Regions from separate parts of the Mus musculus genome. Here region 1 is linked to region 2. A link is a contact called in ENCODE Hi-C or POLR2A ChIA-PET data. All regions are on one chromosome and are shown on one strand. Each heading gives the region's core, a stretch centred on a gene start or an enhancer-like site at or near the end of the contact. The rest is flanking DNA. Distances are from core to core; before and after follow the strand shown. Region 1 holds the start of Gmppa (GDP-mannose pyrophosphorylase A). Region 2 holds the start of Ankzf1 (ankyrin repeat and zinc finger domain containing 1).

Region 1 (4,078 bases), core at 1,468-3,967, 240 kb after region 2:
CCTTGCCCACCCATCATCCCAGTTATGAAGATATACAGTTTGCCTGCGAGGATCTCCAACCCCTCACACATTGCAAATACATTCATATAAAACTCAGGTGCCTGAACTCGTATCTTGATAAATGGAAAAAAAACAATTCCTCTCCCGTCCCCTTTGATCTGCAGTTTCCTTCCCACCTCCATTGGAAATGGCACGTGAACAGCTTATTCCAAACACGGAAGAGCTGAGGTAATTTATGTCAGCAGAGTGGTATCAAAATTGTTCTGATCAAAAGGTTTGCAGTACCAAGACTCGTAAACCAGTGTCTACAACGCTCCCACCTGGTTCCCTAGCCTACATTGACAGCACTCCACTCAAGCCCCGGAGAGATGATCTTTATCACAGGCAGTCTTGTGCCCCTATGCACAAGGGTATGCCCTCAAAGGACTTCAGCAGACCTAGAGGTTGGGGAGTCAATTATAATGTTAACCTTCAAGGGTGGTAATGACCATCCAGACCCTGTTCTGTCACAAAGATGGAAGAGAGGCACTGGGAAAACAGTGCAGGGGTTACCTCTTCCAATTTCCAGGTTAGGTGTCTAGTGGGATAAGGGAAAGGGGCAGAGATGGTGTGCTGGCAGACTGCACAGAGAGCAGGCCTCAGTTCTATTATGAGAGTTCTGAATACTGACCCAGCCTGGAAGGATGGGGGTGTTTCAGAAGGAACTGAAAGAGAAGGGTCTGCCTTGGCTTCTGAAGGACAAAGTTCTGGCAAAGGCAGTGTAGCCAAGCTGACGTAATGAATCTCAACTTTCCTGGACCTGTTTATCTGCTGGAGTTAGGATGCAAGGAGCTGTGCTATAGGCCTAAGTAGTACTGTCTCCAAGGATCCAGAGGTAGTGGTGGCTCTGGGAGTGCAAGATACTGATAACTGGCCATCTGGACCAGTATAGAGCATCAACGATGCCAACCAGTGCTCAGATTCCATGGGCATCCTTATGGAAGGCTCATGTGCTCTAGGTTCAGAACAGCGTCACCCTGTGGGCATCTGCAGTGGTAGTGTCCAGGCGGGAGTGCATTTGTAGCTGGGCCTAGTCCAGACCGAGTGAGGAGGAACCCACCCTCCACACTGACTGGAGGGCATGACAAGCCTAGCAATTTCCTCCCTTCCTTCAGGTCCTGATCCCACCCAGACTGAGAAGTCAGCCCGGGGCTCCCATCCTAGGATTCTAGGACCCAAGGTCACAGTGTGCGTGCGCCAGGATTTAAAATCTAGTTTTCTGGCTCCCAACCCAGGGCGCTTTCCTTACACAGAGCTGTCTCCGAAGCACTTGTGAGAGCTGTATCTCTTTTGATCTTCTACTTGACCCAGAGAAAAAGGGACAGGGATAAGTCCTGTTTAATAACGAAAGAGATAAAATGTAAAGGCTAGTCATCTGTCCAATAACATACTGTGAATTCAAATGCATCGTGTGGAGTTAGGGCCAGATATTCCTCATCTCATGGTGATGCTCGTGTCCTATGGTCAGGTTCCCCTGTCCTTTGTTGAGTCCATGCTAAGATATAAAAGGGACCTCAAAGACGCCATGGCAGCACTGACTGCCCACTCCATGTCTGCCAGACCAAGCACGGGTAGGACATTGAGGACCACGACAGGGAGGTCTAGGATCTGCAGCTAAGGCAGGGCTGAGACTGGGACCTGTGTAGTATTGTTCCCAGAAACTGGACTGCAAAGAATGAGCTTTATAATTAACGCTCATTACACACACAGATAAACTGACCCACAGATCTGCCCTCCGTCTCTCCACACCTTCCCCAGGGTGTAGAGATTGGTCCTAACACCACCAGCGCCTTACCATTCCCCAGGACTACCCCAGGACATGGCCCAAGGCTTCCTCAGGTGGACATGGCTTGAAAGGGACCATCAGACCTTTTTACCCTGGCTGCGATCCCAGGTGCTGGTGGGATCCAAACCCTCTTCTGCCTTGCTTAATAAAACTGCTTTCCTGGCTGGAGAGATGGCTCAGTGGTTAAGAGCACCGACTGCTCTTCTGAAGGTCCTGAGTTCAAATCCCAGCAACCACATAGTGGCTCACAACCATTCGTTAATGAGGTCTAACGCCCTCTTCTGGTGCATCTGAAGACAGCTACAGTGTACTTAGATATAATCTAAAAAACAAAAATAAAACAAAATTGCTTTCCTTCTGATCCTCCTCGTGCTTGTTTGTTTTGTTTTCCATCGCCATTTCCTCTCCCTGCCTGCCCCCCCCCCCATATTTATTCCAAGACCCACAGGCCAAGGTCACAGAATGTTGGAGTCACTAGGAAATCTGGAAAGCTCATTTTACAGGTAGTAGTCATCCGGAATAGGATTTCTCTCAGTGTCAAATTTCTCAGCTGGACAAATTTTGGAACTGTGATTGCTCCTTTTCTTTTGCTCAGTCTAGGCTCAGCCCCTCCAGGCTGTTCCAAAGCTGGCCACCCAGGGGATTGTCCTGTGACTTAGTGCTCCGCTGCCCCTGAGCCCATACTGGAAAAGCTTAGGTCTCAATCTCAAGTTTCCAGGCCTAACTTCTTAGCCCCCATCCTTACTCCTCTCTCTCCTCAGTTAAGCCTTGTCCTACGGTGACTTGACGGAACGCACCAGGTTTCCAGCACGTTTCCCAAGTGTCTTATTGGAGTTGGAGAGAGAACGTTTTCAAAACTACAATTCCCAGCAGCCCCCGCGAAAGAGCTCTCGCGGGTTGTAAGGAGACACGTACGCGGAAGGAGCAAGCAGTGGCAGGCGGCAGAGCTGGCGTAAAGGGAGCTAGTGGTAAAAGGATCTACATGGTGGAGGGGGTGGTGGGCAGGGTAAGGTGTAGCAGACGGACCCTGGACGTAGGGAGGGCTCACAGGGCCTGTCTTTCTCTCCTCATGCCCACGCTTGTGTTGGTTCTATAACCAATGGCTACGAGAAACTGACGTCTATTGGACTGACTCAGTTGTGGGGTCCAGGTCAGCAATCAATCTTTGGAATCCAGAGATTCCGCACCAGTGGTCGGTATGCGCACGGCTGGAGTAGTAGGCTCAGCGTTTGACATGTCAACGGAACCTGTCTTTTGATTCGAGCACATGTAGGTAGTTGTAGAATTCACAGTCAGCACCTAGAGGTGTTAGGGTTGGTGCTCATCAAATGCAGATTGATGTTAGTTCTGTACTTGGGGCGCATTCATAGGATTAAAATTAAATACCCAGAGCTCACTCAAGGTTTGTGGTTCCATATTCACCGCTGGGATTCGGAGTTGAACAGCTAGAAGGAGGAAGCAGTCATTTGCAAGGCACTGGGACTAGAGGTTTCAGGGTTTTGAGATCTGGGGTCAGAGAAGGGGGTCCGTTGAGTACCCGTGTTTACATAATTTGTTCACGGCCAAAGAGAAGTCATTAGAGATAAAAGGGAGGGCTGCAGGGTTTTGAAGCCATCTGAGTTCTGGATTGGGATGAATTTCGTGATTGTGTGCCCAAGGAGGGACTATACTGAACTTTTGTGTTTACATCCTAGGAAAGGACTATGTGTTGTAATTATTCTGTTGTGGTTTGAGGTTTAGGTAATAGCGCTCATCATGCTCAAAGCTGTGATTCTCATTGGAGGCCCCCAGAAGGGTGAGGAGATGGGGGACAGGGGAGCGGGTAGGCTGGAGAGGTCGGTGGGGTTGGGACACAAGGAAATAGGAAGCTAAAACGTTCTCCTGTCCTCTCAGGGACTCGCTTCAGGCCTTTGTCTTTTGAGGTGCCCAAACCTCTGTTTCCTGTGGCAGGCGTTCCCATGATCCAGCACCATATAGAAGCCTGTGCCCAGGTAACCCCACACTTCCTGCCCCTCTCCTTCATGGTGTGTGTCTGTCTTCCATTTCCCAGCTGCCATCTTTTCCCACCAACTACGGCTCCACGGGCTGCCATTCACAGGCGTCTGAGCACTGCTTTGGGCAGCCAGTCCTGGTGACTTCCCTGCCTCTTGCTGCTGCTCAGATTTCACACTTAGTTTTACAGTATGGAATGTGAAGCCAGGCAGGGATCTTAAAGAATAAGCTAGAGCCATAGCAGGGGGAATCAGTGATAAA
Region 2 (4,047 bases), core at 1,535-4,034:
AAACCAAAAGAGATAAGACCTAGGTAGTTCTTACAAGAGGCAAGGCTATAGGTTTAAATGTTATACCTGGGCCTGAGACATAAAGGTCTGCAGAGTTTAGGGCCTAGGATTGTGTTGCCTTGGCAGGTGCAAAAAGAAAGACCAGAAGGATTCTTTTACCACAGCATGAATCCCTTCGTATACTTACATGAGTTCAAACATCTCTCCAATGAGCATACATGTGAAGCCATTCTTCTGGTGGAGATTATAAACGTGTAAGTGTTAAGAAAAAGTGGCCGGTAAGCAAAAGACACCTAAGAATACAGACTTTGATGTCCTCACACTCCCAAGCTGAAGTCCTGGCTCTAGAACTCTCCGGAGTGTGATCTTTAACAGGTCACTTCCCTAAGCTTTGCCCACAGTGGCAAACTGATAATAGCCATTGCTACCTCTTAGGGTTATTGGGTCTAGGAGCATGCATTCAAAGTATTCAGCACTGAAATGACAGAGTCGAAAGGCATTATTACCATTAACAACTTACACCCTTAGAAAAGCTCTTCATAAAGTAACACAAGTACATAGAGCTCTCAGCTAATATGAGGTATCACTACTTTTAGCAATCGTTATTTCAATATGAGTTTCATTTCCCTTTCCATGGACCGGAGTGGAACGCATCCCTGTTTCCCATCAGAGACCTCCCTCGCTCAGAGACAGGCTAAAAGGTGGAAGAGCTCCAAAGCAGAGACACAAAGGATATTCGAGAGAAGAAGAGGTCAAGGTTTTCAATGTGGTGCCAAGGTGCTGTGGACACAGGAGCAGAGATGTCAGCTCCCTGAAGTGGCTATTCTCCCCCCCCAGCCTCCCCCCTCCGCTTGCCCTGCTCACTCAGGGTTCCTCCAGCAACTTCCGCCCATGCCCCTGCTCTAGCTGTCATGTCCCAAAACTCACATTTGCTCCCCTCGGCCACATGCACCAACAGGTCCTCTTCCCCGGGGGGCGAATCGCTATAGGAGGCCTCTAGGCGCTGGTATTCAGTGTCAAACTGTGCCATCACCACAGCCCCCTGTCCACCTTGTTAACCTGCCAGTGAAGAGAACCCGGATCAGATCCAGGCACTGTCTCCTTGCTGTCCTGCCCACCAGGCCAGAGGGAATGAGAAAGGGATTTGTTTTTTCCCACTAGCATCCTTGACTCAGAAGCAGTACAGGGATAATATAGCCCAAGAAGCACAGCTAAGCTTGGGACTTAAGGGGGCCTTCACCCTGGTCCTGAATCCCAGAACCTTTTGCTGGCTTAGCTACTATGCCAGAATCTGCCCCTCTGGTATGGGGTGAGTTGTTTCATTTTCTGTCCAATGAAGAGAAAGTTTCCTCCCCTGCCCCTCCTGGAAACCCTGGTCTCTCTAGAGACTAACAGTTTGAAAGCATGTTTTTGTAAACAAAGGTTTAAGATAAGCACATGGTCCTACCAGCTCCATGGACAGTTTCTGCTACACGTCAGTCCTGGGTGCCCTGGTTGGACAGCTGCTGGAGGAAAAGGTGTCAGGCTTCAAAGAATGGAGAGTTGGGACAGAAAAAAATCCAACCCTCCCACCGGTCCAAGCCCCCACTAAGGAGGGCAGAGAGATGGGGAAGAGACACTTTGCCAGTTGTGTCAGATGTCCCCTGTTGTTCTATGTAGAACCATTCATCTACTTTGAGGATACCAGGGAGTAACTAAACTCTCTGACCCAGTGCAGAGTGAGTCAGTACAGGTCCGAATCCAAACAGCCCTTTGGGACTGTTTTACCTCTGGTCTACCTCAACTTTAGAAATCAGACATGCTTTTCGGGGTCCAGAAAACCCCGAATGGGAGTCTTCTCAAGATTTTTCTGGACAATCCCTTCTGCTTCCCTAGCATCAGAGACGTAGGCAGGCATGGCTTTTGGATCAGAATTTTCCAGTCCATGTAGACTCCGGATCCCGCTTGAATAAGTGGGTTCCCTGGGTGCCTAGTGCCAGGTGGGGTCAAGGTGGTATGGTATACTCCCAATCAGTAAAGACTCTGGGGATGGTGGATCTTGGTCCGACCTGGTCCCAGAGGGAGTCCCTTGGTTAATAATAAGAGGTGTGTGCCTCTGGAAACACACTCACCTGGTCAGTGTAGACCCAGGGCCCATGGATCTCCCCAGGAAGGGCCTGTGCCCAGGGGTGTCTGTGGATGGTGGAGGGGTCGAGCCAGATCTACAGCTGAAATCCCTGGTGGGCTGGGATGCCTCCCCAATCCCAGCCACCTAGACCTGAGCACAGGGCGCCCCAGGGTCGCCCGGCCCCAGGCCGGGGGCTAGGCTCCCAACAGCGGACAACCCGGCGCGCGGCCCCGGCGCACGCGCGCTCCCCTGGCCGCGCGCGCCCTCTATCAAAACATTCTAGCTGCGCGCCCCCGGCCCGCCCGCCGCTCCCCTGCCCCCGTTACGCATTACAAGCTCACTTGGGGCTCAGTGGGCATCCCTGGCCAGCTTGGGCCTGGGTCTGGAGATTCCAGTTACCAGCCTCGCGTGTCACCGCAGGAACCGGGATCCAGGGGATTCCAGAAGCCGGGTCTGTTCTGCTGGGCTCTGCCAGACCCGGAGCTCTAGGCCCTCCGTCTGTCATTCACTGTCACCCGCAGCCAGTCTGGCCAATGAAAAAAGTGGGTGGAGACATGGTGGCCAATTCTTAGCCCAGGGGGCAGGACGGAAGGCTGAAGGCGGGTCTTGGAGAGCAGAAGACCAATAGTGTGCTCTACGTGATGAGGGGCTGGGCTACGGGCGCGGCAGTGTGTCCCCTTCGCCTCTCCGTAGCCGCCGAATTGTTGTGGTGTTGCAGAAATCCAGTTTTCGAACGTGGTCTTGCGTGTGGCTCGGCTCTCGGGACATTAGGGGAGGCTTCTGAGGGAGGGTCGAGTGACGAGGCTTGGTGTCGGTGCTAGTAGTTCCGTTGGGTAGACTCTGACTGGTAACTCCTGGACTCGAATTGGGTCTTGGTGCTCTCCATTTCACTCCTGAAGATCCTCACGTATTTACCGCAGAACTGATTTGTGGGAGCGGGTAAAGGCTGAAGGGCATTTCTGCGTGGGGATGGCCAAACCGGCTGGCGATGCGGCAGTAGGATCTCGTTCTGGAGAGTTGTTTCTGCCCTCCGTTTCTTCTTCAGCCACGTCGCCAGCTCCAAGTGCAGCCTCAGCCCCTGCCTCCGTTTCCCTGTTGTCCCTCAACGGGGAAGCTCCACTCATTCGGGGCCTGAGCCTGGTGAGCCAAGCTCCTGGGGAGGCTCTGGCCTGGGCGCCGCGTACTTCCTGTCCAGGTATCCGGGTTGCTTTGGGGTGGACCTATGAGGAACGTCACAGGGTTCCGTGAAGTCTATTAACACGGAAGACTTACATCGTGATTTCCCAATTTAGGAATCCACACTGACTTTATGTTGGTCGGCTTTTTCTTTCCTCAATATATTTCAGCCTTGGGTTGTTTATACAGGGCTGGCCCATAAATTGTCACCATAAAGGTTTCTAGCTATTGTTTATATCTCGTTACATTAATACCACTGCTTTTAAAACACCTTTCCTAGGTCTATTTCAAATCGAAGTAGACTCCAGTCAGATATATTCCCTTTTGCTAAATATAGAATAATTTACTGATTTTCTACACTAGTTTGTCTTCGGCTGTGTTTTCTTGCACTTTTTTAGGTTGTCCACTGCAACTGGGAGTTATAAGATGTGAACATCCATTTAGGAACTGGTTTTATATGGTTAAAAATAAATTTAATCTGGGAGTTGTTAATACCCACCTGTAACCCTAGCACTTAGGAATCTGAGGCAAGAAGGAGACGTGGGACTTTAAGAAAAACCTAGACTGTACAGTGTACAGGTCTGGATTCCATCCCCAGTGCGGCAGAAGTATTTTAGGGCTTACTAGGAAGGGGGCTAAAGGGACCTTTCAGACACTGTGATGTACACCTTTCCTAGGTTTTGGTTAGGTATCAAGATGTGATAAAGACCATTCCTGGACTTGTTTTCCTGGGTGTGTGCTTGCTTAAACTCAGAGAGACCGCT

Evidence for each region. Hi-C counts contacts between places; a loop is a spot of excess contacts on that map. ChIA-PET counts read pairs that join two places held with the same protein, here RNA polymerase II (POLR2A).
Region 1: a map of heart shows a loop between it and region 2 (2.1-fold over the local background). The contact joins the promoter of Gmppa here to the promoter of Ankzf1 in region 2. A Hi-C loop is called at or near these places in 1 of 37 maps with a recorded cell type or tissue (heart). POLR2A ChIA-PET finds 5 or more read pairs at or near these places in 1 of 5 experiments (embryonic stem cell).

The regions. Positions count from the first base shown.
Region 1 is chr1:75,433,219-75,437,296 of GRCm38, forward strand. Gmppa (GDP-mannose pyrophosphorylase A) reads left to right here and starts at 2,718. Exons shown (of 13, transcript NM_001357170.1): 1 at 2,718-3,094; 2 at 3,560-3,620; 3 at 3,719-3,816. The coding sequence starts at 3,581.
Region 2 is chr1:75,189,376-75,193,422 of GRCm38, forward strand. Ankzf1 (ankyrin repeat and zinc finger domain containing 1) reads left to right here and starts at 2,785. Exons shown (of 13, transcript NM_026187.5): 1 at 2,785-3,302. The coding sequence starts at 3,077. Atg9a (autophagy related 9A) reads right to left here and starts at 2,635. Exons shown (of 16, transcript NM_001288612.1): 1 at 2,449-2,635; 2 at 1,448-1,505; 3 at 928-1,059; 4 at 737-780; 5 at 188-252. The coding sequence starts at 1,030.